Linked DNA regions of Homo sapiens: region 2 is linked to region 1. Evidence: chromatin loops called from intact Hi-C (ENCODE). Cell type or tissue: Caco-2. All regions are shown on one strand. Each heading gives the region's core, and the rest is flanking DNA. Links, peaks and the distances in the headings are about the cores only.

Region 1 (16,345 bases), core at 6,913-11,912:
AGGAGTTCGAGACCAGCCTGGTCAACATGGTAAAACCCTGTCTCTACTAAAAAATAAAATAAAATAAAAATAAAAATTAGGTGGGCGCCTGTAATCCCAGCTACCCAGGAGGCTGAGGGAGGAGAATCGCTTGAGCCCAGGAGTCGGAGGTTGCAGTGAGCCAACACAGTGCCACTGCACTCCAGCCTGGGAGACAGAGTGAGACTCCATCTCAAAAAAAGAAAGAAAGAAAGAAAAAAGAAATAGGGTTTGCTCTGTAGCCCAGGCTGGAGTACACTCAGTGGCACAATCATAGCTCACTACAACCTTGAGCTTCCGGCCTCAAGCGATCCTCCCACCTCAGCCTCCCAAAGCACTGGGATTACAGGCATGAGACACCGCACCTGGCCTGAAAGTCTTACTTCCAATTATTAGTTGAGACAAAATAAAGAGGAACAGATTCAGATTGCATCAAGAAATAGATTAATAAAAAGAAACTATAGGCCAGACGCAGTGGCTCACGCCTGTAATCCCAGCACTTTGGGAGGCCAAGCCGGGCAGATCACCTGAGGTCAGGAGTTCAAGATCAGCCTGGTCCAACATAGGGAAACCCCATCTCTACTAAAAATACAAAAATTAGCCTCGCATAGTGGTGCACACCTGTAGTCCCAGCTACTCAGGAGGCTGAGGCAGAAGAATAGCTTGAACCTGGGAGGTGGAGGTTGCAGTGAGCTGAGATCACACCACTGCCCTCCAGCCTGGGTGACAGAGCAAAACTCCATCTCAAAAAAATAAATTAATTAATTAAAAATATAAAAAGTAACTACATAAAAAACCCCACCATATTTTGGAACAGGTTACCTATAAATATCTTCAAATACCCAGAGTTACAAACAACCACAAACTATGCAGGCATCACATTAATGACTCTCTTGCCTACTGAATTTGACACTACCTTCGGCAGGAATGACTCCATTCTGAATCTACTTCTTTCCTGATTTCCTATTTTGCTGCAACTCATTTTTCTTAATCTTCTGAATGTTGTTTATGTGGACTAATAAAGAAAAAACCATAGTTTTTTATCAAAAATAATCTTGATTTCTCAATATTTTGTTTCTGATACTTTATCACTTGATGCATTGAAGGAATTTAAAGGGGAAATACGGAAAAAGGCACAGACCTCAGTCAGGACCTAATTAGTACAAATTAGAAAAGTTTCCCATCTCCAAAATGCTTTATAAGACATCTGCCAGAGAGCTGTCTCAGTAAATAATCAAATCTTTTTGCGTGGGATCCTCCAGATTTGTGCAGTGAACGACCTGCAGTACCCTAAGTGGCAGTCGTGGGTCCGCCAAGAGTCAGCATTCACTTTTGATCCAAATCCTCATTAAGTACATATTGCAGACTAGGAATTAGGTCCTGGGAATGCCTTTGGGGATCCAAATAAGCACAGCAGGACAATTTGTCAAGATAATAATTTGTGTGTGTTCTTCCTAGGTGTTTCCCAGCTGAGAATGTGTCTGAACTTTCCACAGTTTCTTTGCCCTGCAGGTGTTGATAATGCCCAAAGAAGTTTCGAGAAGGCAACATCTCTTTGTTTTATGCAGCCTCCAGTCACTGAAGAGAAATGGGGACGAATGGAGAGAGCCTTTGCCATTGCCTCCCATGGAGCAGGATACAGACATCTGCAGAGCATGAAGGTGGCAAGACTGCATCAGAGACAGCACAGAGCAGCCTAACCCCCGGGGACCGCGGCCCAGCACCAGCAAAGAGACCTGTGCCCTGTGTCCAGCACAGAAACAGAGGGCTGCTGGGTCTCAAGGGACTTCTCAGGCCAGGACCATAAGACAGCAATGCCTCCCTGATGCACTACAAATTTGAGGTCCTTTCCTAGTTTTTCCCAGCACCACATGAACCCCTCAGATTCCTGTGTGGCCCTAAGGGACAGAGCCCCAGTTCTGACTGAAGTGGAATTTCCTGCCAGTCCAGTGCAATACACACTCAGATTTGGATTTAAATGGATAGAAAGAAAATGAAAAACAAATTGTGTTGCTAATGCCTCCCTGAGATGGCAGAACTCTTACTGCCCAAGCAACAAGTAATGATACAGAGCCCTTAGTGCTAAGGCAGTGGCAGTGCAGGACAACCAGGGGACACCCAGACCCAGCACTCGCAGCCTGGGGAGCTCCCGGAGAGAGGAGGGGTGGGAGAAGAGCCTGCAGAGGGCCTGAGGGCTGAGTCTGGAAGGATGAGTTGACATGGTAGCGAGGGAAAAGCATTCTAGGCAGAGGGAATAGCACAGCCACAGAGAAGAGAGAGAACATGACACATTAACGTACAGTCACAGGACAGATCATGTATATGATGGTGGTCCCATAAAGATTAGACCACCATCTTCTCACCATACCTTTTCCATGTTGAGATATGTTTAGACACACAAATAGCACTGTGTTACAGCCGCCTGCTGTATTCAGGGTGGTCCCATGCTGGGCAGGTGTGTAGTCCTGGAGCAATGGGCTGTACCAAACAGCCCAGGAGTGTTGTAGGTTACACCATCTAGGTTTGTGTAAGTGAACTCTATGACGCTCACCAACTACGAAACCATGTAGTGATGCATGTCTCACAGTGTATCCCTGTTGTTAAGTGACATATGACGATGCTTCAGATGAGTCCTTACAGCCGGACACACGTGCATTCGGTTTTCCAGTTTTTCCTTCCCATCCTTCTCACACGCTGGTTCCTAGCTGGGGAGGGGGTGGTAGAAGCCACCACAAAATAGCCCGAAGTCCCTTCTCCCTCCTCCTATCACAGCCTAGTCTCACATATTTCATCTTCACTACAGGGTACCTGGAGGATACGGCTTAAAAATGCCATCCTGCCAGGAGTGTGGCTTGTTAATAGCATCAACACAGTGAAATTTCAGGTAAATGGGTTTGGAGTGTGGAGCCAGGGGTGGGGTGAGGCTGGGGGCTTTAAATGCTCTGACACCATCCTCTGCAAACAATGCCCGCTGCGTCCAGGACAAGTTAATCCTGCTTCCTACAGGAAAATTAGAATGAGCAGAAAAAAAAAAGGAAAGAGAAAGAAAGAAAGAAAGAAAGAAAGAAAGAAAGAAAGAAAGAAAGAAAGAAGGAAGGAAGGAAGGAAGGAAGGAAGGAAGGAAGGAAGGAAGGAAGGAAGGAAAGGAAGGAAGGAAAGAAAGAAAGAAAAAGAAAAGAAAGAAAGAAAGAAAGAAAGAAAGAAAGAAAGAAAGAAAGAAAGAAAGAAAGAAAGAAAGAAAAAGAAAGGAAGGAGAGGAAAATGCAGTAGATCGCTGGGAAAGGCAGAGCCACAAAAAAAGCATCATTGAGGACACACACAGGACAGTTAAAAGCAAGGAAGGACCGGTCCTCAGTGGCACATCACTAAGAGCTAGCAGTCTGGCCTTAAACAAGTCTAGAGCTGTGGCCTTGGACAAGCCTAGAGGTGTGACCTTGGAGAAGTCACGTAAGCTTTCTAAGCCTCGGGCTCTTCCTCTGCACCATGAGGAGTTCCAGGTCTCCGGATCCCACACTCAGCTTACTACCATTATTCTGGATTTGGGAACCACCTGGGTGGGTGAATTTCAATCAACACTCCTCAGACTCTGACCGAGTTCTGTGAGATCCCAGGGCTTGTGTTGGAGGGTTATGAGGCCAACAAGATAGAGACAGAAGACATCACAGGTTTATAGGCACAAAGTCTCTTGCTTCGGTCTGACATCTCAGAATAAATGGAACTTAAGATGAGAAAGACACAGAGAATTTAGGTTTTTTTGTTTTCTGAAGCACAACAATGAAGTGAGAGGGGAACTGGGAAAGGCACTACTTTTAGAACAGGTGTTAGAGGCATTTTCAGGTCTTTTTTTAAAAATTAATTACTTAATTTTTTTTTGAGATGGAGTCTCACTCTGTCGCCCAGGCTGGAGTGCAGTGGCGTGATCTCGGCTCACTCCAATCTCCGCCTCCTGAGTTCAAGCGTTTCTCCTGCCTCAGCATCCTGAGTAGCTGGGATTACAGGTGCCCACCACTATGCCCGATTTGTTTTTGCATTTTTAGTAGAGATGGGGTTTCCCCATGTTGGACCAGGATGGTCTCAAACTCCTGACTTCAGATGATCCACCCACCTCAGCCTCCCAAAGTGCTGGGATTACAGGTGTGAGCCACCGCGCCAGACATTTTTTTTGAGACGGCGTCTCACAGTGTCACCCAGGCTGGAGTGCCGCGATGTGATCACCGCTTACTGCAGCCTCAACCTCCCAAGCACAAGCGATCCTCCCACCTCAGCCTCCCAAGTAGCTGGGACCACAGACATGCGTCACCATGCCCAGCTAATGTATGGGGGATTTTGTTTCTGTTTTTTGTAGAGACGGGGTCTCGCTATATTGCCCAGGCTAGTCAGGTCTTTTATGATTTTTCTGATTGCGGTTCTGACTTTATCAGCCTTTGCCTTATATCAAGCTGTGGATTAAGTTCTTACATACATGTTACTGCCAAATACACTCATTGACCCAGGCCCACGGTGGCGCCCATGCACTGTATCTGAAACTGCACCTTCTCCCTGGCCTTTATTTTAGATCCTGGCAGACTCCTTTTGTTCTCACAGGTCCAGATGTGAGTGTGTACCAGGGAAGTTATTTGGAGGAGAGCAGATCCTGGTTATTTGAGACTGATTCAGAAGTGGAAAGCTGCCCTAAGGTCTTTCTTAGGAACTTGGAGTTGCATGTTTACGATACTATTAAGTGTAAAATCAAATCGTTTATCTAGAAGCTTTAAAATGTTTGTTTTTCCCAGCCCCCGCCTAACAGCAGGCTGAGCCTTCAGGCAAGGCTCTGATATCTAATAGGACGGGCAGAGGAGCAGAGGAGAAGCGGGGCCACGTGAGCCCATCGGAGACAAGGCCAGTGGTTTCGCCAGGGCCGGTGCGGGATCTGTCCTCTGCTCATGGCTGCCATCTTATGCCAGGCTGTGCTTTTCTGCCAAAGCTGCCTGGGCTCCCCCAGGTCGGTGACTCTGCACAAGGCTCAGATCACCTCAAATTAGCTGGTAACTGACTGCTGGGGATATCTCTGCCGGCAGTGAGAATGAGGTGTAACTCCCTCAAGCATATTCTGGAAAGTTCCTCAAAAGGCATGAGAGAAACCTGGTGAACTGATGCATCAGGGCTGGCGAGGGCACCTGGCCTGGCTCACAGAGGCTGCGGGTGAGAGCAGGCAGGGCGGGCTGCACCCTCATTTTCTTTCTGTGGGTCCTAAATCCCCAACTTAAATCTCAGGAGGTGAACAGAGCACCTCTGCATCCCCTTCCTGCTTTAAAAGTCCGTGAGTGGTGAGTAGTAGTATCCACATGGGTCAAAGAGCACCTCCAAGCTGAAAGTTCACAATTAAACTTTCAAAGCTCTAGGCTGGGCGTGGTGGCTCACACCTGTAATCCCAGCACTTTGGGAGGCCGAGGCAGGCGGATCACGAGGTCAGGAGATCGAGACCATCCTGGCTAACGTGGTGAAACCCCGTCTCTACTAAAAATACAAAAAATTAGCCGGGCATGGTGGCGGGCACCTGTAGTCCCAGCTACTCAGGAGGCTGAGGCAGGAGAATGGTGTGAGCCCGGAAGGCGGAGGTTGCAGTGAGTCGAGATCACGCCACTGCACTCCAGCCTGGTCGACAGAGCGAGACTCCTTCTCAAAAAAAGAAAAAAGAAAAGAAAAAAGCTTTCAAAGCTCTCACTTAGAAAAGTTCGAACAGGTGGCTCACGCCCGTAATCCCAGCACTTTGGGAGGCCAAGGCGGGTGGATCACTTGAAGTCAGAAGTTCGAGACCAGCCTGGCCAACATGGTGAAACCCCATCTCTACTAAAAATACAAAAATTAGCCAGGCGTGGTGGCACATGCTTGTAATCCCAGCTACTGGGGACACTGAGGCAGGAGAATCGCTTGAACCCAGGAGGCGGAGATTTCGGTGAGCCAAGATCTCAACACTGCACTCCAGCCTGGTAAACAGAGCAAGACTCTGTCTCAAAAAAAAAAGAAAAGACAAGACAAGTTTGAAAAGTTTAAAAGCTTCCCTAGCGTCTGCTCTGCATGGCATGGCTTACACACAGTCTCAGCTAAGCCTTCCAGTAACCCTGAGGAAGGCATTAGGCATCCCCTTTTTCACACATTGAGTATCCAAGATCACAGGGTAAGAGGTAAGTGGAAAAGCCAGAACTTGTATCTGGGACTTTCTGGCTTCATAATCTGCCTGTTTTCCAGTATAATCAGGTTCTAGAAGTGCCTCATGGCCAGGTGTGGTGGCTGACATCTGTAGTCCCAGCACTTTGGGAAGCCAAGGTGGGAGGATTGCTTGAGTTCAGGATGTTTGAGAACAGCCTGGGCAACACAGTGAGACCTCATTTCTACTTATTTAAAATAATAAAAAATAAAATAAAAATTTTGAGACAGGGTTTCACTCTCTCACCCAGGCTGGAGTGCAGTGGCTTAATCACAGCTCACTGCAGCCTCCACCTCCTGGGCTCAAGCAATCCTTCCACCTCCTCTTGAGTAGCTAGGACTAAAGACATGTGCTGTCACATCTGGCTAATTTATTTTTATTTTTGTAGAGATGGGGGTCTCACTATGTTACCCAGGCTGGTTTCAAACTCCTGAACCCACCTTGGCTTCCCAAAATGCTGGGATTACAGGCACAAGCCACCACGCCTGGCCAATAAAATAAAATTTAAAATAGAAGTGGGCTGGGCACAGTGGCTCACATCTGTAATCCCAGTATTTTGGGAGGCCGAGGCGGGCAGATCACCTGAGGTCAGGAGTTTGAGACCAGCCTGACCAATATGGGAAAACCCCATCTCTATTAAAAATAAAAAAATTAACTGGGCACGGTGATGGATGCCTGTAATCTCAGCTACTCAGGAAGCTGAAGCAGGAGAATCGCTTGAACCCGGGAGGTGGAGGTTGCAGTGAGCCGAGACAGCACCACTGCACTCCAGCCTGGGCAACAAGAGCGAAACTTGGTCTCAAAATAAAATAGAAGTGGTTCATACACTGACCACCCGACAGACTCTCTTGAGAAGGTGAGTGTCTGTGTGTCCCATTTCCCCTTTTTATATGGGCACCAATCATATTGGTTTAGAGCCCACTCTGATGATTTCATTTTGAATTGGTTACCTCTGGAAAGACTCTGTTTCCGAAGAAAGTTACATTCTGAGGTACTAGGAATTCCAACTTCAACATATCTTTTTAGAGGGGCACAATTCAACCCGTAACAGTTCACACTCTGCCCCCTGCCCATCCTTTCCACATGCAGAATCTATTTGCCTCCTCCCGACATCCCCAAAAGCGTTAATCATTCCAGCATCCACTCTAAATCCTAAATCTCATCTACTCTTCTTCAACTCAAAGACTCAAATCCCATCATCTACCAAATCAGAGCCTCTTCAGGAATGCTGGGAAACACGTACTGTATGCAACAGCCTCTCCAGAAAGAATCCTCAGCACATAACCCGAAACAGACACTGGTGGGGCGGCCGAGGACTGCACTGCCGCATTCTGACATCAGATAGCGGTGAATGCTTCCTAGAGACGGTTTCTCAAAGGAAGTTCAAACATCTCTAAAGATGTCCTTTCAGAGAAAACAAGGAAGTATGTCAGGACTTCCTGGCCTTCCCAAGCATCCTGAGCCAGAAAAGTGCAGTCACTGTGCTTTCTAGTGAAGAATTACAGGCAATTATTTGAATGTGTGATTGCAGGATTAATTTCTTTCTCATTTGTTATTTGTGTGTTGTTTTGTACCATAGCTTTTTTTTTTTTATTTGAGACAGTCTTGTTCTGTCGCCCAGGCTGTAGTGCAGCAGTGTGATCTCAGCTCACTGCAACCTCTGCCTCCTGGGTTCAAGTGATTCTCCCACCTCAGCCTCCCATATAGCTGAGATCACAGGTGCCCAGCTAATTTTTGTATTTTTATTAGACATGGGGTTTCGCCATGTTGGCCAGCCTGGTTCTTGAACTCCTGACCTCAGGTGATCCACCTCCCTCGGCCTCCTAAAGTGCTGGGGATTATAGGCGTGAGCCACCGCTCCCAGCCCATAACTTTTCTTTTGACTGCTATTGTCATTATTGGATATAAAAAAGGCTTGGAGGTGGGGTGTGGTGGCTCACTCCTATAATCCCAGCACTTTGGGAGGCCAAGGAGGGCAGATTGCTTGAGTTCAGGAGATTACTTGGGCAATATGGCGAGACCCCATCTCTACTAAAAATACAAAAAAAAAAAAAAAAAATAGCCGGGTGTGGTGGTACAAGCCTGTGGCCCCAGCTACTCAGGAGGCTGAGGTGGGAGGATTGCTTGAGCCCAGGAGATGGAAGTTGCAATGAGCCAAGATCGTGTCATTGCACTCCAGCCTGAGTGCAGAGCGAGACAGAAAAAACAAAAGGAAGTTTTTCTGGAGTCCTGAGACATATTCAGGATTCCAGAAGCTCTCAGAGCTGCAGGGGTGCTGCTGCGTGGTGGTGCTGACACTGTTTCATTGAGCTTCCTCTGTCTTTTCAGCACCTCACCCTGACCTCGGCTACTCTGTCAACCTCAGACCCCGCAGCAGGGGCTGAACAAGCTGGGAAAGGGGCAAGGATCACAGAAGTACATCCCTACAGCAACCTCTCTGGAGGGCAGCCGAGCATTAAGTGTGTCAGCCAGGCTACTGACGGGGGATCAAACAGAAGAGGGCAGGGGAGGATGAGGGAAGACAGCAAACAAAGAGATAAAGCTCAGGGAAAATGCTTGGGTAGAGAGAAGGAAACTCACAAAGCAGAGGCGTTGTAAGAAAGGAAGAGAAATGAAGTGAGCATTGGGAAAACCCACGTGGAGGAGAAAGAGAAAGGGCAGAAGGAGCAGAGAAGGGAAAACCACAGATTGCCATCCCTCTCTTTGGTGTATCTGCAGAAAGAATTGGCTGGTCCAGCTTTGCACATATGAGTGCTCCAGGAAGTGGTTTATCCTTTAGTCCTGGGTACTGCGCCCAATGCCACAGGAGGGTAGGTTGCCACCTTGGACCCATTGAAGCCCACAGGAGGGGCAGTGAGAGGTGAATGCCACCACTGGGGCTGTCCTGAGTTGGTGGCCCAGGCCCAGGGTTCCCCCAGGAAACAGCCCTGCGGTGTGGAGTCTCAGAACAAAGGGAGAATGTGCTCTTTTGCAATGCTCTGTGGCCGTCGGCACTTGCCTTACTGCAACGAAGCAAGGAATTGTGCCACCTTTGACCCAGACCTTCAAAGCCCGGTTGTTTGTTTCTGTCTGTAAAATCTATCTGTATGAACAATCATGAACAAACAGATTTTACAAACATTTGACAGACAAATCTGGCTCATCCATTGTGAGACTGTTTCTCAGTGGGAGAGACACAGGGTGATAGCTACACTATAACCACCATCATTGTTTTCCTTCCATGTGACTGTGACAGTCTTGTGAATTTTCTCAATGTAAAAAGTCACTTAAAATTAACTCATGGCCAGGGTGTGGCCAGGGCGTGGTGGCTCATGCCTGTAATCCCAGCACTTTGGGAAGCTGAAGCAGTCAGATCACTTGAGGTCAGTGGTTCCAGGCCAGCCTGGCCAACATGGTGAAACCCCGTCTCTACTAAAAAAGAAATACAAAAATTAGCCAGGGGTGGTGGCACACCCCTGTAATCCGAGCTACTTGGGAGGCTAAGGCAGGAGAATTGCTTGAACCCAGGAGGTGGAGGTCACCGTGAGCCAAGATCGCATCATTGCACTCCAGCCTGGGCAACAGAGTGAGATTCTGTCTCAAAAAAATTAATAAATAAATAAATACAATTAACTCATAATATACTATAATCATATACATACTTTTGTTATATGCACGTGGATATACAAACATCTTACTTTAACTTTACAAAGAAAACTTAGTTAATACGGCTAACTCGATGAGTAAGTTCCTAAAATGCCAATACGGGAAGAGCTTTTTCTCCCCCCAACTCTTTAAAGAGCCTGTGGTTAAATTTTATAACCTTCCTTCATTCACTGAGGTGGTATTTGCCCAGGGCTTACTATGTGCGGAGTACTATGCTGAGTGTTAGGGAGAGCTACCACACAGACATGACCTCTGTCCACGAGTTTATTTCCTACTGGAAATAGCCACGGTGGCCAAATAATCACAGCTAGAAATTGTGACAGGTGCCAGAAAGGAAAGGTACAGGGTTTGCTGAGCATGTATAACATCGGGCTGGATCCCGGTGACCTATGAGCTGAAATCTGGAGGTTAAGTAGAAGGAAACGGGTGGGTGGAGGATGGGGTGAGGGCTGGAATGCAGGGGTCCTTCCAGGCCGCAGGAACAAAGTTTGCAAAGGCCAGGAGGCACGAGGGTGCAAGAGGCTTCAAGGAAATGAAAGGAGGCAGCACGGCTGCGTGCAGAGAGCAGGGGTCAAGCTAGGTGTCAGGTGAGGCAAGTGAAGGAACAGGTAGGGATTGATTGCACAGAGTGTGTAAGCCTCAAGGACTGAGGATCTGTCGGAGTGTTGGAAAGCCAGCACCGGATTCAAAGCCAGCACAGACAAATGGCAGAATCCGATTTGTTTTTAAAAGACGACTGGCTGGGCACAGTGGTTCACACCAGTAATCCCAGCACTCTGGGAGGCCGAGGTGGGTGGATCACTTGAGGTCAGGAGTTCGAGACCAGCCTAAAAATACAAAAAATTAGCCAGGTGTGGTAGTGTGCACCTGTAATACCAGTTACTTGGGAGGCTGAGACAGGAGAATCTCTTGAACCCGGGAGGCGGAGGTTGCAGTGAGTGGGGATCACGCCACTGCACTCCAGCCTGGGTGACAGAGTGAGACTCCATCTTGAAAAATAATAATAATAAAAATAAAATAAAAGATGGCCCTGGCAACCTTTTGCAGAATAGGTTACCAGAAGGCAAGAGTGGGTGTGAAAACCTACGTTGGAATGGTGTGAAAACACCAGGCGGGAGAAGAGTGTGGGAAATCAGGCGAGAGAGTATGGTCACTTGGTCTGGGGTAAAGCGAGCTCAAGATATGGGCACCATCTATGGTTTCATTACAGAAATAGGAGTAAGGGGATGTCTCCTGTGGGTTGCAGAAACGAAACAATATGTTAGGAAGGGGAAATTGGGGTGTGTGTGTGCGCCTGTGTTTAAATGGAGGAGCGCTCATTTTATAGACAGAATAGAGTCCCAGAGCGGGAATGGACATTTGGATCATCTTTCAGATGGTCAAGTATGTTCTTCAGCATCCTCTGCCAACTGGTGGGGAGCTCTCACCCTTAGGAGGCCTCCTTTCTCTTTGTAGGAAGCCCAAATCCATCTCTCTCTAAAGTTTTCACCGACAGGTTTGGGTTCTACCTCTTGAAGTCAAAGAGACAGATTCTTTCCACATGACGCCCTCTTATCATCATATCCTCTGTCCTCTCACTCCTCCACATGTCCTGGGATTTTGAAATCCCTTTGTTCCATGTTGCCCATTTGTTCCAGGTTGTGCACATCCATTTTGGCTGGGCTGGGCAGACTAAGAACACCATCTTGGGAAATCTGGAACCTGTAGCTTTTTATTTATTTATTTATTTATTTTGAGATACAGGTTTTTGCTCTGTCACCCAGGCTGGAGTGCAGTGGCTTACTGCAGCCTCGACCTCCTGGACTCAAGCAATCCTCCTGCCTCAGCCCCCCGAGTAGCTGGGACTATAGGTATGCACTGGCACATTTGGCTAATTTTTCTATTTTTTGTAGAGTCAGGGTCTCACTATGTTGCCAAGGCTGATCTCAAACTCCTGGCCTGAAGCAATCCTCTTGCCTCAGCCTCCCAAAGTGCTGGCATTACAGGCCTGAGCCACTGCACCCAGCCACTGAGCTTTTTACACACTGTGGTCACTGCTGAGCTGTTTCCCAGCCCCCATCTTGCCTGGTACTGTCGATTTAGGGGAGCCCAAGTAGATTTTACATTTTATCTCCATGCAGTGTATCTCTCTCAAGATCTTTTTGAATTCCCCCACCCCCCACCCCTGCAATCATCATTTAATGAGATCTGAGGCCACTAGTAGTAAAATCCAGCCTAAAACACCCCTTGGCACCTTGTCAATTCAGTTCTCAGAAAAGGAGGTGGATGCTAGGGTAGGAGTGGAGTGGGATGGGGCAGTAGGAGGGTTTCTCCCTTTGTTTCCCCTTCTGTTTTTTCAAACAATAGGTATGGGGATGGGGAAGAATATCTAGACAATGTATTTATTTTCCGCATCCAATTGATAAAATGTTTAACAATCCCCACTTAAAAAAAAAAAAGGTAGATCTTTCTTTGAAGTTTCCAAGAAACGCCCCCAAACCCAGCCATCACAATGCCAACTTAGTTGTTGGGTGTAGTCTTCTGACCACCTGCAGACACACTGTCTCCTTTTGACTGCTGAAGCCACAATTTAAGGATGGAACATTCAAACTCGGCCCCTGCCCAAGCTCAAGAAATGAAATAGGAAACGCGTTTATCTAAACGGTTATATCAGGTTCTGTGTAACTCTCTTCAGTGTTTCCAACCTCAACAAAACCAAGTAAAGCCCCAGTGTACTCTGAGGGATAGATCATTCATTCGTGTGTTCAAGAAACACCCACGGATGTCACCGTCTAGGTTATAGGACAGCGGAGAGAGAGAACTCCAGGAAAGCGAGGTCTGGGACGGATTTTAGATTCACGTGAGAGAATAGAGAAAAATCTCCACTCCGACCTCGGGTACCAACACACAATATTTTAAAATAAAGACAGAACTAGAGGCCATTCTAATCACAGATGGGATCCCACAGGTGGGATCCGCCTCTCGATTCTGCGGATACTATCTGATGAAATAGCTCCGAGGGCCAATGTTTAGACAGACAAAACCATTTCATCAAAGTGCAATGGGAGAGAGGAAGAGGAGTAATGAGAAGGCATGTGAGCGGGGAGAAAGAAAAAGCCCGGGAGGCGAAAACGAAATCCACCCCCTTGCGCCCATTTCTGCCAGAGGTTTGCAGGACGTGTCTCAACCTGGCATCCCGAGTCCAGAACAAAAGCCACGGGGGCTGCGGCATGGGCAGGGGGAAGGCGCGCGGTGGCTGACGCGGGGCAGGGGCCCTGGCGAGCGCGGGAGGGGCGGTCAGCAGCCGCTCGCGGGGCTGGACTGGGAGCCCCGTGCGACTCCGGGTCTGGCGCCTGGGTCGGGGGTGGTTCCCGGGCCTCCCTCGGGGGTCGCCGAGGCCCGGCCTCGATAGCCCTGCGGCTGCTGCGAGCGCCTCCCGAGCTCCCGCCCCGCGGTGCTCGCTCCAGGAGCGGGCGCGGCGCTGTGTCCCTTTACCTGCGCGCAGAGGGTCGTCCGGTGAAGCCATGGCGGCGGGTTAGGGGCAAACGAGCGTCCGAGCGGGGCTGGCAGGCCTCCGGGGCGCGGGAGGACCGTGGGACCACGGGGATGAAAAGTCCTGCGGTTCCGACGCGCCTGGAGCAAACCGTGGCTCTGCGCGCCCCTGCCCTCCTCCGCCTTCCCCTCCCTTCTTCTTCTCCTCCTTCGCTTCTTCCACGAGCTCACTTCCTGCTTTGGCAATTAGCAAAGCCCCTTCGCTGCGCGTCCCTCGGTACCTCCCTCCAGAGGCGCGGGGCGGGAGCCGGGGTGCCGCGACCCGGGGCTGGGACGCAAGGCGGGGCCCCGAGTGTCCCGGGCGTCCCCAGCGCCCAGAGCGCGCGTCCTGCCCGGTACCCACGTCCCCCTGGGCGGGTCCTAGCGGGGGGCTGACACGACTGCCGCCCGGGACAGACTGCGAGCGAAGGACTGGCCTTAAGAAACGGCTGCAGTCGCGGGTCGCTTTCCTGGCTCCCTACTCACGCCCTCAGCTGAGACACCAGAACTCCCCTTACACAGGCCTGGGCTGAGATGCCCGCCGGCGATCTGATATTTAGACAAATTTCCTGATCTTTAAGCAGGCTCTGCCGCTGCATGATGGCACACGCTGGTACTTTCTATTTTGATTTTTCTTTGGCATTAGTTACTACATGACCTCCAGGGTGAGTGCTGCAGAAAAGGAGTGAACAGAAGTCGCCCAATACACACTCACAGCTTCTCTAGAAAAAACAGCTTCGGGTTCTCTCAGAAAAGATGGCTTCAAATATTTAAAATATTACGCTTAAGTGGGGTTTTATACCCATTACTTAAGTGAGAACACGTTGGAATTGGTTATGAAGAATATATTTAAGATTGCTACATTTTAACTAAAGCTATCATCCATCATAAGCCTATTATAGGAAGGCGACAGGCATTTTAAATTAAATAGGAATCTTTGAAGAGCTCTAAATAATCTTTCTCTGCCTTCACACATAAGAACAGAAAGATAAAAGTCGGGTCGAAAAAGATAATAATAGTATTTAGTGTATAATATATCCAAGAATTATCGTAAATAAGCAACCTCTGGCTAAAAACTCAGCTCTGAGAAATCCAGGAAGACAGCAAATGCCTACATACCCTCTTGGTGACCAGGAGCTTTAGTGCCTCTCCCCATCTGTTTAGTCGTCCTGAGGCCCATGGCGATGTTGAGTTTGGCTTCTTAATTCTCTGGAGTTTGCCATGGAAGAAGCAACAGATTGCGAGAAGATGCTCGCTGGTTGTCTGGCCAGAGTCAAACCTTCTAGATGAAAGCTCTCTGGGGAATTTGTAGGTGGGAGGATAAACTTCCTCTTGGTCTGCCTTCGGATAGGAAGGGAAATTTTTTTTAAGGGTATTTTATCTTAGAATCAATTTGGAGGTTTGGTTTGTGGTTCTTTCTGTACTTCTCATGGAGATGGAATTATTCTGACGTTGGCCGTCAGGAAACACTAGTTGAGTGAGCTTGTTAGCAGCCCAACCTCAAGCATTGCTATAAAGCTGGTTTGCTTTTTGAAACTCTGAAATGTAATTCATGTTTTTATCATTCCCATTCTGCATTATATCAAATAGAAGATGGTGGTATATTTTAAGGGTTTTTTTTTTTAAGGAAGATTGACTAGTTACGTAGTTATTACTCCCTTTCATTTTCATTTCCTCGTGCCTCCTTTCCTATGAATTGCAACGATCCCCATCATTACCTTTATTTTTCCCATGTGCTTTGCGAACTATAAAGTATGACGCAAATGGGTGCTATTGTTGTTTTGCACTTTACAAAAAAAGTAATTTAAAAATGATTCGCATTCACCAGAGTTCCCATACAATCAATTTGCTGTCACAATGTCCTTCAACTTTTATTTCTTTTGCTGTCCAAGAGTGTTTTAAACCACTATTGAAAATAGACATTTTTGGGCTGGGTGCAGTGGCTCACACCTGTAACCCCAGCACTTTGGGAGCCCAAGGCAGGTGGATTATTTGAGGTCAGGAGTTCGAGGCCAGCCTGGCCAATGTGATGAAACCCCACCGCTACTAAAAATACAAAAAACTTAGCTGGATTGGTGGCACATGCCTGTACTCCCAGCCACTCAGGAAGCTGAGGCAAAAGAATCGCTTGAACCTGGGAGGTGGAGGTTGCAGTAAGCTGAGATTGCACCACGGCACTCCAGCCTGGGCGACAGAGTGAGACTCTGTCTCAAAAAAAAAAAAAAAAAAAAAAGAAAGAAAGAAAGAAAAGAAAATGGACATTTTTAACATTTCCCGATAGTACCCAAACACTCAATCTCAGAGTCATGTGAAAAATTTCATATTTCCATAACTTCACTGCTCTTTGAGTGACCTCCAATTTTCCTTTTCCAATAAATGGAGATAGTGCATTTGGTAATCATGGAGTCAAATATGCTGGATTTCGCTGATGGACCTGTCACTCTAAGGTTGTGTTACATTAAGTAAGAAACCAAAACTGAGTCTGCAAGTGTCTGCAGGATTGTGAGAATTCACTGAAATAATGTTTATGTGAAAATACTGGCTGGGCATGGTGGCTCACACATGCAATTTCAGCACTTTCGGAGGCCAAGGTGGCAGGATTGCTTGAGGCAAGGAGTTCAAGACCAGCCTATGCAACATTTTGAGACCCAGTCTCTACAAAATAATTTAAATATTAGCTGGATCCCAGCACTTTGGGAGGCCAAGGTGGGTGGATCGCTTGAAGTCAGAAGTTCGAGATCAGACTGCCCAACATGGTGAAACCCCGTCTCTGCTTAAAATACAAAAATTAGCTGGGCGTGGTGACAGGCACCTGTAATCCCAGCTACTTGGGAGGCTGAGGCAGGAGAATCACTTGAATCCAGGAGGTGGAGGATCAGTGAGCTGAGATCATGCCACTGCACTCCAGCCTGGGTGACAGAGTGAGACTCCATCTCAAAATAAATAAATAAATAAATAAATACAAATACAAATACAAAAATTAGC
Region 2 (16,345 bases), core at 7,399-12,398, 95 kb before region 1:
TTTCTCATCCCACGAGGCCATATTTCAGACTACCACATGGGGAGAAACCTTGGACAACACCCCGCTTTCCAGGGCAGAGGTCCCTGCGGCTTTCCACAGTGCCTTGTGCCCCTGGTTTATTGAGACTAGAGAATGGCGATGACTTTTACCAAGTATACTGCTTGCAAACATTTTGTTAACAAGGCACGTCCTGCACAGCCCTAGATCCCTTAAACCTTGATTTCATACAACATATATTTTTGTGAGCTCCAGGTTGGGTCAAAGTAGTTGGGTCAAAGTGGCTGGGGCAAAGCTACAAATTAACAACATCTCAGCAAAGCAATTGTTTAAAGTACAGGTCTTTTTCAAAATGGAGTCTCTTATGTCTTCTGTTTCTACATAGACACAGTAACAGTCTGATCTCTCTTTCTTTTCGCTACAAAGATGGGCATCGTTTTTTTTAAAGAACATCATCTTTTCTAGGTCTTACAAATATTTACTCTGAACTTTTCAATTCTTGTAATGTAGGAGTAGTCTGGTTTTAGAAAAATCATGTAATCATAGCAGTATTTCAAGGTCCCTCAAAGCATGTGGAAATGCCTTCCACAAAAGTACTACATACACCTTTAGTTGGTGAAGCTGTGGGTGATGAAAGATATGTGGCTTGTTCTTTAAAATTTATATGTTTCAGCGGCTCATTTGTAACTGCATCAATAAGGTAGCTTATATAACCATTTATTTTATTTTATTTTATTTTATTTTTTTGAGATTGTGAGATGGAGTTTTGCTCTTGTTGCCCAGGCTGGAGTGCAGTGGTGCCATCTCAGCTCACTGCAACCTCCACCTCCTGGGTTCAAGTGATTCTCCTGCCTCAGCCTCCTGAGTACCTGGTATTACAGGAATGCACCACCACGCCCGGCTAATTTTTTGCATTTTTAGTAGAGACGGAGGTTCACCATGTTGGCCAGGCTGGTCTCGAACTGCTGACCTCAGGTAATTCACCCACCTCAGCCTCCCAAAGTGCTGGGATTACAGGCATGAGCTACCGTGCCCAGCCTATATAATTGTTTTAAAGAAACAACTGTTTTCCTGTAATCCCAGCACTTTGGGAGGCAGAGGTGGGTGGATTACCTGATGTCAGGAGTTCGAGACCAGCCTGACCAACATGGACCAAACTCGGCAACAAGAGCAAAACTCTGTCTCAAACAAACAAACAAACAAAACAACAAACAAACACTGTTTTCTTCAAAACAATAGTATGAAATCAAGTAGCTGTTTAAGAACTTTTAGTATTTCAGACCATGGAACAAAAATTTGAGACCACGACCATGGGCAGTTCTAGTGTCCCTGTCATTCCAAGCGTCTTCTTCCTACGCGGTCCTGTTGCGTTTGGCATTTTGCGGTGCTCTCTCTAGGCTTTTGCTGAGTGCTATGGGAGTGTGGGGCCTGGGACAGAGACTAGCCCTTGGGGAGCTGGCCCAGGCATCCCAGGGGAGGGGGAAACCCCAGTCGAAACATAACATTCCTGTGACCTGGAGATCCTGCCATAAAGCAATCTAAAGTGACCTCCGGAAAGAGGAAGTGGGTGCGCGGAAGGATGTGAGCTGGCGAAGCAGCCTGCCTTCTCCGTGGGAAGCCAGCATTCACTGCTCAGCTTTTTTTCTTCCCCGAAGCTCCAAAGGCTGAGCTTGTTTGTTTGCTTTTCTCAATCTGCCACCTACGTTGCACCCACAATCCTCTGTGGAATGCAGTCGGTCCAGGGCTCCCTCCAGCTTTCTGCCCATCCCACACTCCCACCCAAGCCCCCCACCTCCACCCCTCAAGCATACAGATCCTCATCTTTTTATTTCTTCCTCCTTCCCTCCCTCTCTCCCTCCTTCATTCCCTCCCTCTGTCCCCCTTCTTTCTTTCTTCTTCCTTTCCTCCCCTCCCACCTTCCTTCCTTCCTTTCTCTCTTTCTTTTCTTTCTTCTTTTCTTTTCTTTCTTTCATTTCTTCTTTCTTTCCCTTTTTCTGTTTTTCTTTTCTTTTTTCTTTTTCTCTCCTTTCTTTCTCTTTCTCTTTCTTCTTTCTTTCTTCTTTCTTTTTTCACTCAGCTCACTCTAGGGAAACAGACAGGAAAAATAACAAGCAAAGGTGAAATTATAAACATTCCAGAAGTCTTACAGTGTCCTCATGACTGTCATTTCCAAACGTGTGCTCTTCACACACATTTGCCAGACTCCCGGGTTGGAATGCTGGTTTCACCACCTGCTAGTAACAGGGCCTTAGGCAAGCAACTTACTCTTTCTGTGCCTCAGTTTTCCCACCTCTAAAGTGGGGATAAGAAGAGGACTTACCTCATAAAGGTAAGGTCTAAATGAGTTAACATATGGAACATATGTAAAAATGTGGAGTAACTCCCATGGGAGAACATTAACTATTATTGCTTTTAAAATTCTGGAAATCCCACAGCCTTTTTGGTTTGAATATGACTTTTACTCCCGAGGAACCAAGTAGAACAATAGATAGGAATTACTTAAGTGCCATAATACTTGGATCTCAGAGATACCCCAGAATATCTTCCATAGTAACAGAAAGTCAAGGTAGGTTCTACCTTGACCTAACATTACTCTTTTTCTTTTCTTTTTGAGACTGGGTCTTGCTCTGTCACCCAGGCTGGAGTGCAGGGGCATGGTCAGAGCTCACTGCAGCCTCAACCTCCTGGGCTCAAGTGATCCTCCCACATCAGTCACCCAACCCAAGTAGCTGGGACTACAGGCCCATGCCCCCATGCCTGGCTAATTTTTAATTTTTTGTAAAGACAGGATTTCACTATATTGCCCAGGCTGGTCTTGAACTCCTGAATTCAAAGATCTTTCTGACTCAGCCTCCCAAAGCGCTGGGATTACAGGCATGTGCCAGGACGCCCCGCCTCATTTTCGCTGTATTTTATCTAGGTCTTTCCCAGTAAAATTTGATACCTTAAGAGAAAACCATCCATAGGGGTGGCAGGCAGTGGAAACGTAGTTTTTGACTCAAGTTATACAACATAGGTAATTGTTATCCCAACCAATTACGGGGATTTACACGGACATTTAAGCTAGCTCTAGAAATGGACACTAGATTGCTCAGGTGAAAGCAGTCTTACATTTTAAAGACTCATGGCATTTAACCTCTCTAGATGTTTTGCAAAGTATTTCTTCATCCCTGTGCCAATTGTTCTGTTTTGTAATATGGAGAATAAAAAAATACAACTTCACATGAGTAGGTCTCTGAATTAATTTTTTTTTTTTTTTTGAGACAGAGTCTTGCCCTGTCGCCCAAGCTGGAGTGCAATGGCACAATCTCAGCTCACTGCAACTTCCACCTCCCGGGTTCAAGCGATTCTCCTCCCTCAGCCTCCCGAGTAGCTGGGATTACAGGCGCCCGCCACCACACCCGGCTAATTTTTGTACTTTTAGTAGAGACGGGGTTTCACCATGTTGGCCAGGCTAGTCTTGAACCCTTGACCTCAGGTGATCCACCTACCTCGGCCTCCCGAAGTGTTGGGATTACAGGCGTGAGCCACTGTGCCCGGCCAAATTACTTTGATTAAAAGAAAAATATTAGACAAATTAAATGAACAGAGTTTAATTGAGCAAGGAATGATTCATGAATTGGGCAGCCCCTGAAACAGAATAGTTTCACAGTGGCTCCAGCACAGCCACGTGGTGGAAGATTTATGGACAGAAAAGGGAAAGTGATGGACAGAAAATGGAAGCAAGGTACAGAAATGGCTGGACTGGTTAGAGCTCAGCATCTGCCTTATTTTAACCTGGTTTGAACAGTTGGCTGCCTTTGATTGACCAAAACTCAGTGACTGGCCCAAGAGTAGGTTATAGTCTGTTTACGCATCCAGTTAGGTTACAGTTCACTATGTGCAGGGAAACCTTTAGACTGAACTTAAAATATGTAAGGGGGTAGCTTTAGGCTAAACTTAATTTAACAGTTTATTTATTTGAGATGGAGTCTCGCTCTGTCTTCTAGGCTGGAGTGCAATGGCGCAATCTCGGCTCACTGCAACCTCTGTCTCCTGGGTTCAAGCAATCCTCCTGCCCCAGCCTCCTGAGTAGCTGGGATTACAGGTGCGCCACCATGCCCAGCTAATTTTTATTTTTTTAGTAGAAATGGGATTTCACCATATTGATCAGGCTAGTCTCGAACTCCTGACCTCAGGTGATCCACTCACTTCGGCCTCCCAAGGTGCTGGGATTATGGGCATGAGCCACTGCATCCAGCCATAACAGTTTATTATGTAACAATTTATCAGTAGTGCTGTCTCAAAAACATTATCGACATACAGCTACGTAGAGCTACTACTCAGGTCTTGACTTAAACAGAGCTAAGAATATTCTTGCCTTCATTCAACCTTATTAAGTCCTTTTTTTTTTCTTAAATTTTATTTCCTTTCTTCTCCTTCTTCTTCTTCTTTTTTTTTTTCTTTTTTTTTTATAAACAGGGTCTCGCTCTGTTGCTCAGGCTGGAGTCCTGGGTTTAAGCGATCCTCTTGCCTCAGCCTCTCGAGTAGCTGGGACTACAGTTGCATGCCTACCTTACATTTTTATTTTTGGTAGAAATGGGATCTCACGTTTTTGCTCAGGCTGGTCTCGAACTCCTGGCCTCAAGTGATCCTCCTGCCTCAGCCTTGGCTTCCCAAAGTGCTGAGATTATAGGCATGAACCACAGGGCCTGGCCGTAAACTCCTTTTTTCTGATGAAAGTATCTTCATTGTAGATACTTGGAGGTATAACTTTGAATATTCCCTCGGTAATTCTCTGACCTAAGGCCTTCATAATTTTATTTTGTTTTAATTTTTATTTATTTATCTATTTTTTGAAGATAGAGTCTTGCTCTGTCACCCAGGCTAGAGTGCAATGGCGCAATCTCCACTCACTGCAACCTCCACCTCCTGGGTTCAAGTGATTCTCCTGTCTCAACCTCCTGAGTAGCTGGGATTACAGGTGTGCACCACCACGCCCAGTTAATTTTTGTATTTTTTAGTAGAGTCAGGGTTTTGCCTTGTTGGCCAGGCTAGTCTCAAACTCCCAGCCTCAAGCGATCCACCTGCCTTGGCTGCCCAAAGTGCTGGGATTACAAGCGTGAGCCACTACACCAGACCAGGCCTTCATAATTTTATAAAATGTATTCTATAGGGTTGACATTTTAGAAAAGTATTCTGGATTCAGTGAAACCGTTGACAAACTTTTTTTTTTTTCGAGATGGATTCTCACTCTGTCGCCCAGGCTGGAGTGCAATGGTGTGATCTCAGCTCAGTGCAACCTTCACCTCCCGGGTTCAAGCAATTCTCCTGTCTCAGCCTCCTGAGCAGCTGGGATTACAGGCACCCGCCATCATGCCCAACTAATGTTTGTATTTTTGTGGAGACGGGGTTTCACCATGTCGGCCAGGCTGGTCTTGAATTCCTGACCTCAGGTGATCCACCCGCCTCAGCCTCCCAAAGTGCCGGGACTACAGGCGTGAGCCACCATGCCCGACCTGACAAGCATTTTTGAACAACCTCTTTGTTGGCCATGGTAGGGAAACTTGGCTAAGTATGCTCGAAATGGCACTTAATGGGAGCCATGGGCCTGAAAGGGCAGGCAGTGCTGGCGTGGGCTGCCCTGGACAGAAGGCCATGCTGTTCTCCCAAGTGGATGCTGGGCACACTGGACAGAGGACCGGACCATGTGGAACTAATTCCTAGGGGCCCGAGGGCACGGTGCTCCCTCTCTAACATTATTTGTTGAACAAGTGAAGCTTTTGGAAACTTTCCAGTGAATCTGCCCACCTTTGAAATCTTTCTAATTAAATATGTAAGTGTTAACTTGGAGCAAAACATCATCTCCATAGTTACCTTGCTTGTTAAGAGCTCACTTGTCTTTGCCAAGAACAGGTAAAACAATGTCCGTTATGAATTTTCCTGTTGCATGGTGTGTAAAAAAGGACTTTCTGTTTTCATGAAAGAAAGTACAAATAGATCCATCAAGGACCTGAACAGAGTTTTGCTTCTAGCTACTGAGAGCATGTTTGACTTGGACTGAATTTTTAAACTGTGTTTAAATTGAATTTTAAATGGAGTTATAAAATCGTAATTAGGCTACAGTGACAATGAGGCCTCATCACTGTGGCTTGAGTAAAGCCATGATGTATATTTTCAGGACAAACATATATCGTATCCCTGGAAATAGTAAAAAATAAGCCTCCTTCGTAGTTATTTTATTTGGTGGAGGGTGAGCAAGTTGAAGAGTCAAGGAAACTTTTAAAATTTGGATTTAGGTTTTTTTTTTTTTTTCAGGGGGGTGGGGGAACAGTCTTGCTCTGTCAACCAGGCTGGAGTACAGCGGCACAATCATATTTCGCTGCAGCCTCTGACTCCTGAGTTCAAGGGATCCTCCCGCTTCAGCCATCCAAGTAGCAGGGAATGCAGGAGTATGCCACCATGCCTGGGTATTTTTTAAATTTTTTTGTATGGATAAGGTCTCGCTATGTTGCCCAGGCTGGTCTCGAACTCCTGGGCTCAAGTGATTATCCTACCTCAACCTCCCAAAGTGCTGGGATTGCAGGCGTGAACCATCATGTCCCGACTGAATCTGTTTTACTTATAGCTTTTTTTTTTTTAACATTTTCTCATTTTCTGACCTTGACTGGATACCTTAACTGAAAATGATTTTTCAACAATTATCGGCTGGGCGCGGTGGCTCACCCCTGTAATCCCAGAACGTTGGGTGGCTGAGGTGGGTGGATCACTTGAGGCCAGGAGCTTGAGACCAGCCTGGACAGCATAGCAAGACCCCATCTCTACAAAATCTACAAATATTAGCTAGGCATGGTGGTGTGAGCCTGTAGTCCTAGCTACTCGAGAGGCTGAGGTGGGAGGATCTCTTGAACCCAGGAGGTCAAGGTTGCAGTGAGCTATGATCACACCACTGCACTCCAGCCTGGGTGACAGAGAGACCAGAAAAAAAGGGAGACAAGAAGAGAAAAACAGAGAAGTAGAAAAGAACCGTGAGGGATTGTAGTCTCAGGAGCCAAGGGAGAGATGAGTTTTGTTTTGTTTTATTTTTTTGAGGCGGGATCTCACTCTGCTGCCTGGACTGGAGTGTAGTGGCATGATCATGGCTCGCTGCAGCCTCGACCTCCCAGGCTCAAGCAATACTCCTATCTCAGCCTCCAGAGTAGCTGGGACTACAGGTGTATCACCATGCCCAGTTAATTTTTTTATTTTTTATCTTTTTGTAGAGATGGGGTCTCCCTATTTTGCCCAGGCTGCTCTTGACCTCCTGGGCTCAAGCAATCCTCTTGCCTTGGCCTCCCAAAGTGCTGGGATTGTAGGCGTGGGCCACCGAGCCCAGCCTGTTTTGTTTTGTTTTTTAAGAGACAGTCTCCCTATGTTGCTCAAGCTGGAGAGAAGTGGCATTTATTCACAGACACAATCAAGGCTCACTACAGCTGGAACGCAAGTGATTCTCCCACCTCAGCCACCTGAGTAGCTGGGACTACAGGTGCACAGCACCATGCTGTGGGATGACCATTAATGTTAAATGAAGCAGAAAGAGGCCGGGCGTGGTGGCTCACACCTGTAATCCCAGCACATCGGGAGGATCACTTGAGGCCAGGAGTTCGAGACCAGCCTGGCCAACATGGCGAAACCACATCTCTACCAAAAATACAAAAATTAGCTGGGCGTGGGTGGGGGTGCATGCCTGTAGTCCCAGCTACTCGGGAGGCTGAGGCAGGAGAATCACTCGAACCTGGGAGGTGGAGGTTGCAGTGAGCCGAGATCGCACCACTATGTTTCAGCCTGAGCGACAGGGCAAGGCCCTTTCTCAAAAAAAAAAAAAAAAAAAGAAAAGAAAAAAGAAAGAAACTGAAAGAAAATTTTCCTGGCTCCTCACTTCCAGATGCAGACACAGGTCCCCCAGCACCCTTTGAGTCCCCTCCCACCAGAAGTGGCTTCCCGAGAGTCCTGGGGGCCATTGCTACAGTGTTTCTCTCCCATGGATACTAAGGCTTCCTTGGGGATAGGCATTTCTCCCAGAGCAAGGCAGAGCCTCTTCCAGCCACACGGCTGTGACTTCCTGACTCAGCCATTCGTGGTCCTTCTGTGTTGGTGGCCACCTGAGCAGTCAGGGTGCCAAAGCTTCACAGTGATTTGTGACAGAGCAGGGGACCATGTTTCCCTCTCTTTGAGTCACAGTTTGTTAGTAGTGTGCTATTTGTTGGAAGGATCTCAAGGTTTGGGGCATCCACAGGGGAAGATTCAAGAAACATCCACTACGCTGGGCTGAAAATCTCTGCTTCTTTCCAGCGAGTCTCTTGGTTCCTGAATAGTTATCTCTGCCTCACTCCTTTGCTCAGAATGTGCTGTCTCCTGGGAGACCCCTGCAAATATGACTTCTGTGGGAAGACTTTCCCATGGGCTGGGCATGTCCAGTTCCACCCAGCAGTAGCCCTGGCTTGGGTTCAGTCTCAGCAGCTCCTCCGCTCCATGCGACCATTCTCTCTCATGCTATTTTGTGTTATTTTGTGACCAGTGGATGCTGGAGGCCATGCATGGAGCAAGCTAAGCTTCTACATACAGATTGAAGCTGGTATGGGCAGGGTACGGGCATTAGAAGGTAATTCACCAGATCTGCTAGTCCCTCTCACTTGAGGCAGACGGCAGCAGGTCACAGACTCCAGCGGGAAAAAGAGTTCGAGAAGAAAGAACAGACAGCTACTTTTTTTTTTGTTTTAGATGGAGTCTCACTCTGTTGCCCAGGCTGGAGTGCAGTGGTGAGATCTTGGCTCACTGCAACCTCCACCTCCTGGGTTCAAGTGATTCTCCTGCCTCAGCCTCCTGAGTAGCTGGGATTACAGGCACACGCCACCATGCCCGGCTAATTTTTGTATTTTTAGTAGAGACGGGATTTCGCCATGTTGGCCAGGGTGGTCTTGAACTCCTGACCTCAGGTGATCCACTCACCTCAGCCTCTGTGCTAGGATTACAGGCGTGAGTCACCATTCCCGGCCTCAGATAGCTCTTTCAAAAACCTTGGCTATGAAGGAAAGGAGAAAGATGATAAGTTGCTGCAAACAACCATAACATTTAGGAATTTGGGCTCCTTTTTGTTAAAAATGGGAGAAATCTGAATAGAAGGCAACTCATAATTTAAATTTTGTCTCCAATTCACACTCCCTTCTGTCTATGGGGTCTGGTTGGTTCTCTTGTTGTTATGCATGGAGTCCACACAAAACATATGATGATTTTCTATGACATGTGCAAATCCAACAGTTACAGCCCCGGTGACTTCAGCCTCTAAACTGTTTTGTCTACCCCGGGAGTGGGAGGGGCCTCGAGGCAGCAGGTGGAGGAGGGTGGAGGTGGGGTGGGTGGAGGGTGGAGGGAGGCGGGGTGGGTGGAGGATGGGATTTGCTGCAGGGCCCAGCGCCCCAGATGCTCTAAGAGGTACAGGATCTTCAGCTCCTAGTCAAGCCACGAAGAGAGCAGAGGAAAGCAGGGCTCCAGAGGGCTTTGGGTTATTGTAGCTGTCACTAACAGAATGGAATTGCCAGTTGCCTAGCTGGGCTCACAACAGCACAGTCCTCACTGGTGACAATACCTGCTTCTTCCTCACCTCCCCAGTTCCCTCCTTCTCCCCATCTCCCACTTAGAAATAGACTCCTATTTCTAAGCTCAGAGCTGCTATTTCCTTCCTTCCTTCCTTCCTTCCCTCCTTCCCTCCCTCCCTCCCTCCTTCCTTCCTTCCTTCCTTCTTTCCTTCCTTTTTTGAGACAGGGTCTTTCTCTGTCACCCAGGCTGGAGTGCAGTAGTGTGATTATAGTTTACCACAGCCTTGAACTCCTGGGCTCAAGCGATCTTCCAGCCTCAGCCTCCCGAGTAGCTGGGTCTACAGGCACGTGCCACTGTACCCAGCTAATTTTTAAAAATAGAAACGGGGTTTCATTATCCTGCCAAGGTTTGAGAGCTGCTGTTTCTATTATACCTTCCTTTCCATTGTGGGGGAAGCTTTGTCTCTTTTTAAGCCTTTTTTTCCCCAGTTAGGTTATAATTCATGCAACACGCAATTCACCATTTTCAGTTGTACCATCCAGTGGCTTTTAGTTCAGTCACAATGTTGTGCAACCTGCACCAGTATCGAATTCCACAGCATGTTTTGCTTTGATCTCTTAAGCCCAGAAGATGGATGGAAGGGGGTGGACCTCATCAAAAGAAACCAAGGCTGCCAGGGTGCCAGAGGAATTCATCGTTTGCTAAGCAAATCCCCTCATTTTGCGTTTTCCACTGATAATGTGTTTTCCTCCTTGACGGCCATAAAATGGTAAAGAAAGGTTTTGCTTTACTGAGAGTCTTTCCACTTATTTATTCATTCAGCATCGTTAGCATCTCTTCTAGGCCAGGTATTCAGTTAGTGCTGATGATCCAGAGGCGAAGGAGAACCCAGGGCCCCTGTCCTCTGGGGTTTGCAGTCTCACAGGGACAACAAGTAGGAATCAAACAATTACCATTGTGGCGAGAGCTGTGGGAGTGGGTCATAGGAAGACAACTGCGGCTGAAGATCGGGTGCAATATCCCAGAGAAAGTGGTATCGAGTGTGGGAGGATTAGCCAGGGAAGGACAGTGTGCCCCATGAGTGTGGCCGGGGCGGGAGAAGGACACGTGGGTGTAGACAAGGGCAGAGGGGACAGCACATGGTGATATCTTGAGCAGGAAAAAAAAATGACCATGGGGACTTGGAATTCCAGGGTGGCTAAAGCCTCAGGAGCTGCGGGAGAGGAGAGCAAGATGACACGAGGTGTTGGGGCAGGAGGCGTCATGCAGGGCCTTGAGGCCGTGTCGATGGTCTGGGGCTTCGTCTTCAAGATAGGAATCCGGCCAGGCACGGTGGCTCACGCCTGTAATCCCAGCACTTTGGGAGGCCGAGGTGGGTGGATCACCTGAGGTCAGGAGTTCAAGACCAGCCTGGCCAACATGGTGAAACCCCGTCTCTACTAAAAATACAAAAATTAGCTGGGCATGGTGGTGCACGCCTGTAATCCCAGCTACTCAGGAGACTGAGGCAGGAGAATCACTTGAACCTGGGAGGTGGAGTTTGTGGTGAGCCAAAACTTTCCCACTGCACTCCAGCCAGTATATATATATATATATATATACACACGTACACGTGTACACATATACACACATATGCACACGTGTACATACACACACATACACATGCACATACATGCACATATGTACATGCGTACATACACACATGTACATATATACACACATGTACATATGTACACCCATACACACATGTACATATGTACACCCATACACACATGTACATATGTACACCCATATACATATGTACATATGTACACCCATACACATATGTACATATGTACACCCATACACATGTACATATGTACACCCATACACATGTACATATGTACATCCACATATGTACATATGTATATCCATACACATATGTACATATATACACACATATGTACATATGTACATATATATTTGTGTATATCTATGTATATATATAAGAATCCCTCGAAAGGGGGTTCAGGCTGAAGACGAAAGGATTCACCAACTCTATAGAGAACAGCCAGGAGGTCATTATAGGGTGAGAAAGGGTGGCTGCTTAGGTTAGGATGGTGGCTGTGAGGTGGGAGAGGAGGGAAGGATTTAAGAGATATTAGGGAGGTAGAATAGACAGTGAAGGAGAGGGAGGTCTTAAGGATGACTTGAACAACTAGGTGGATGATAAGATGGGAACTCTGGTGAGAAACAAGTTTGGAAGGAAAGATCATGGGTTCAGCTTAGGGCAGGCTGAGTTTGGGGTGCCTGTGAGCCTCCATGTCGAGACATCAAGTCCATAGCTAGGAATGTCTGGCAAGTCAGAGGACAAGCATAGGTCAGAGATGTAAAATGAGGAGAGGTGAAAAGTAACAGTGAAATCACCTTTAACAACATCTGAAACATTTTACTGGATTTTTTTCTGTTTTTGAGACAGGGTCTTTCTTGCTCTCTTCCCTAGGCTGGAGTGCAATGGTGTGATCATGATTCACTGCAGTCTTGACCTCCCGGGCTCAAGCGATCCTCCCACTTCAGCCTCCTGAATAGCTGGTACCACAGGCACACCCCACCATGCCAGGCTAATGTTTTTTTTTTTTTTTTTTTTTTTGGTAGAGAAGGGTCTCCATAGGTCAGCCAGGCTGGTCTTTATCTCCTGAGCTCAGTGGATCTTCCTGCCTTGGCCTCCCAAAGTGCTGAGATTAGAGTGTGAGTCACTGTGCCTTGGATTGTCAGTGACCTGTCTTTCCTCCTAGTTCAGTGATTCTCAACTTTGTTCCACCAGTTTCTAGACCACATGTGCACTGCTCTCTCCGGTAACTTCCCTGATTGTCCGCAGTGATTCTCCCTCATCTACAGGCTGTTGAGGATAGAAATGTGTTGCTTATCTTTGCATCCCCAGCATCCAGGACCCATTTTGGAAACCCACTAGGTACTCAGATGACTGATGACTGACCAAGAGTACACATGAATCAATGATTGTGTTGAAATCTACATAAAATAACTCATCAGAGACAGTGATTGACATAATCTTTAATTTTGTAGCACCCATTATTAGAGTTTAAAATAATCTGTACTTATTTAGAAGCAAAACATAAAATCATACAGGTGATAACACGAAGTCAGCTTAAAAAGTACAGCACAAAGATGTATAAACAGTATCACAAAGATTTAGGAGCTCAAGAGCCTCACCTTGGTCAGCTGAGGAACATCCTCCATGAAGCTTCGGGGACCTGCCTCAGGGGAAGATTCAGGGGTCACTGGGCTGTTACACAAAATAGAAGAGCATGGCTCAGTTCAGGATGTCCGGGGGAGCTACCCTCTTGTACATTTGCAAAAGCGCTGATAAGCTCAATCGTTTCATTTCAAGTGGCACTGTGCATTGCTTTGATCTCTTCAACGGTGGAGCTGATTTCTAGGAGGCATCCCCAGCTAAACACAGCCACTAGACCCATGCCTCACAGCCCCCGCAGCCACAGGAAGAAAGAAAACAGGCTCTCCCTCACCTTGGTTCTTCTGGTCTAGGTGGTGAGCACCCTGAGGGGCAGCAGCCACCGGCCCAGGGGTGCCAGCAGGCCCAGAGTGTGGCCCAGCATCTCAGCCACGATCCTCTGTAAACACAGGGGAAGGAAGCAAGACTTGCCCTCATCCATTTACAACCAAGTCCACAGGGTTCAGAAGGTAGAGATCAGAGAAGAAATGGAGGTGAATGTTGCTACTGCCTTGGGCTCATGTAGATAAGCTGTGTTTCAATTCAAAGAGTAGAAAATGATTTTAGCATTATTAGGACTAAAGTGTCATTAAGGATGAAAGACAAGGCCAGATGCGGTGGTTCATGCCTATAATCCCAGCATTTTGGAAGGCCGAGATGGGTGGATCAACTGATGTTGGGAGTTCGAGACAAGCCTGGCCAACATGGTGAAACCCCGTCTCTACTAAAAATTAGCCAGCCTTGGTGGCAAACACCTGTAATCCCAGCTACTCTGGAGGCTGACGCATGAGAATTGCTTGAACCTGACAGGCGGAGGTTGCAGTGAGCCGAGATGTCGCCACTGCACTCCAGCCTGGGTGACAGAGCGAGACTCTGTCTCAAAAAAAAAAAGAAACACAAGCGAACAAATTGCTTCTGCATAGTCAGGGAAAAAGGAAGCCCGTGGCAGGGAGAGGAAGGCCGTCGGCATACGGAGGAAATCTGATTTGATAAATGAGTGCATGGCTCGAAAACAAGCGACACGAAATAATGACACGGACCCAAAGGAGAGGAAAATTATAAAACAAGGAGAGCAGAAGTGGAAAGAGATGTGATAAGAAGGATAGTCTCCTCAAAACTAGATAAAACATTTACTCATCTAAAAGAGAAAGGAAGGGGGAAGAAAATCTCCTAGACCTTACTTATTAATATTGTACTTAAAAGAACATATTTTTGCATTGCACATTATAGAGGAAGGGGCAAGGATAGTGCTCTGGGTCAATATTTGCTGTAACTATGAACTTTGTCCTTTAACATGACAGCTACCTTTGGTCACAGCCGCTTCCTTGGATGCTAAATTGAAAGGGAAAGAGACCAAAAGTGCACAAAGGGCTAAGCCTAAAACTACAGGAAGAAAGCATCCTGCCGAGTGTTAAAAATAATTCCCAGAGTATGGAACTGTTATTGGAGCTGGCTGGTCACACATTGGATCCGAATGACAGGGTGAAGTAGCGATGAACACATCCACGGGACGGGGACCTTCATTTCAATTATGGCGGCCTCGTTCTGCTTATATGTGCTCATTTGTAAAACAGCCCCACTCTTCCTATCTTCCAGTGGGGCTACTTGCAAGGCTTTTAGCATACAACCAAGAATTATTTTTTAATTTTAATTTTTATTTATTTATTTTTGAGACGGAGTCTCGCTCTGTAGCCCAGGCTGGAGTGCAGTGGCACGATTTCGGCTCACCGCAACCTCCACCTCCCGGGTCCCGGTTCAGGCAATTCTCCTGCCTCAGCCTCTCGAGTAACTGGGATTACAGGAATGTGCCACTATGCCCAGCTAAGTTTTGTATTTTTAGTAGAGCCGGAGTTTCACCATGTTGGCCAGGCTGGTCTTGAACTCCTGACCTCGTGATCCGCCCGCCCTGGACTCCCAAAGTACTGGGATTACAGGCGAGCCACCGCGCCTGGCCAAGAATTAATATTAATAAAAGGCTGGTCCTGGGCTGGTTTTAGGATGTCAGCCCAGCCAGAAAGGATGTGTATAGATGTTATATTCCAGCAGGGGGCAGTACCACATAAAAATAACTCTTAAGGAAAATCCAGGTCTGCTACCACATATTTTCCATGTTGTTGAATAATAATTATTTAGTGCCGTAAAAATAGGTGACTTGTTCATACAATTGATCTTTTGAGTACTGGTGGGAAATCCCAGGACCATGTAAGCCCTAACAATGTAAAAGTCACGTGCCTTCTTTGAGTCTCCCTCCTGTGTGAGTCCTCCTGTGTGTAGATGTGTCGGGGAGTGTGGCTTTCCTTTCTGTGTGTGTAGTAATTTGCTATTGCAACCAAGGAAATGCATATTACATAGGACCTCATCAACTACCATTATAGATGAAAGTTTTGTTTAAGAGAATATACCCTAGATTTTTCTCTTTTTAAAATAGAGACAGAATTCTCACTGTGTTGCCCAGGGTGGTCTCAAACTCCTGATCTCAAGTGACCCTCCCGCCCTCAGTCTCCCAAAGTGCTGGGATTACAGGCATGAGCCACCACATCCAGCCCTGTAATTTAGCTAAAGATATTTCATTCTAGGCTGGGAATGGTGGCTCCCGCCTGTAATCCCAGCACTTTGGAGGCTAAGGTGGGAGGATCACTTGAGGCCAGGAGTTTGAGACCAGCTTGGACAGCATAGCTAAACCCCATCTCTACCAAAAAAAAAAAAAAAAATTGCTGGGTGTGCTTGTATACGACTGCAGTTTCCATTACTTGGGAGGCTGAGGCAGGAGGATTCCTTGAGCCCAGGAGGTTGAGGCTGCAGTGAGCTATAATTTCACCACTGCACTCCAGCCTGGGCAACAGAGCAAGACCCTGCCTCAAAAAATAATAAAGAAAAATAAAAAATAGATTTCTAATAGCAAAAGGACCTCATCATTAGCAGTTAAGTTTATAATATACCCAATTTAACATGGATCCCTACGGACAGAAGTAAAAGTATTAATAAACTTAAATTTTAACAATGATTTGATCAATTAGTTATAATATCCTACCTTTCCACTCTCTCCTTTGTAAAGTATCGGCATGCTTATGCTATTACAGTACTCATTTGCTATAAATTAACTTTAAATTAAATGATTTTGCATTGTTACACAATTGATTGATACTTGTATTTCAGTTGGGAATTACTGTTTGATATTTTTGTATGCAACATAGATATAAATCATACTACACTTAGTCAAAGTCTGGACTCTGAAGGAACTTTAAAAATCTTTTGATTAAATTTCTCTCTGTTAATGGTATGCTCCTACTCATCAAAAATTTTCATAAACTCCAGTCATTACAGATGTCAACATGTGCAAGAAACAGTACAGTCAAATTATAACAGCAAATTTATATCAACTCTTTTGTTTGTTTTTTTTGAGATGGCACTCTGTCTCTCCCAGGTTGGAGTGCAGTGGCATGATCTTGGCTCACTGCTGCCTCCCGTATTCAAGTGATTCTCCTGTCTCAGCCTCCCCAGTAGCTGGGACTATAGGTGTGCACCACCATACCCAGCTAACTTTGTATTTTTAGTAGAGATAGG

Evidence for each region. Hi-C counts contacts between places; a loop is a spot of excess contacts. Peaks named below come from ENCODE experiments on the same cell type or tissue, not always from the same donor. Only the 100,000 strongest peaks of a DNase experiment are listed, where the experiment ranks them.
Region 2: a loop joins it to region 1, with 4 times the contacts of the local background. A loop is called at or near these places in 2 of 110 quality-filtered maps.

What each region holds. Positions count from the first base shown.
Region 1 is chr1:236,392,640-236,408,984 of GRCh38, reverse strand. It overlaps EDARADD (EDAR associated via death domain), which reads right to left and starts at 14,699. Exons shown (of 6, transcript NM_145861.4): 1 at 14,480-14,699. The coding sequence starts at 14,540. RefSeq lists a silencer at 13,418-13,827 and an enhancer at 14,028-14,077. In Caco-2, for the core only: no CTCF peak of the experiment used is centred there; DNase peaks (open chromatin) are centred at 8,614, 9,214, 10,414 and 11,475.
Region 2 is chr1:236,488,573-236,504,917 of GRCh38, reverse strand. No RefSeq gene overlaps it. Among named protein-coding and RNA genes, the nearest start is that of LGALS8, 27 kb to the left of the region's middle. RefSeq lists an enhancer at 1,455-1,749. In Caco-2, for the core only: no CTCF peak of the experiment used is centred there; DNase peaks (open chromatin) are centred at 9,387, 10,187 and 10,705.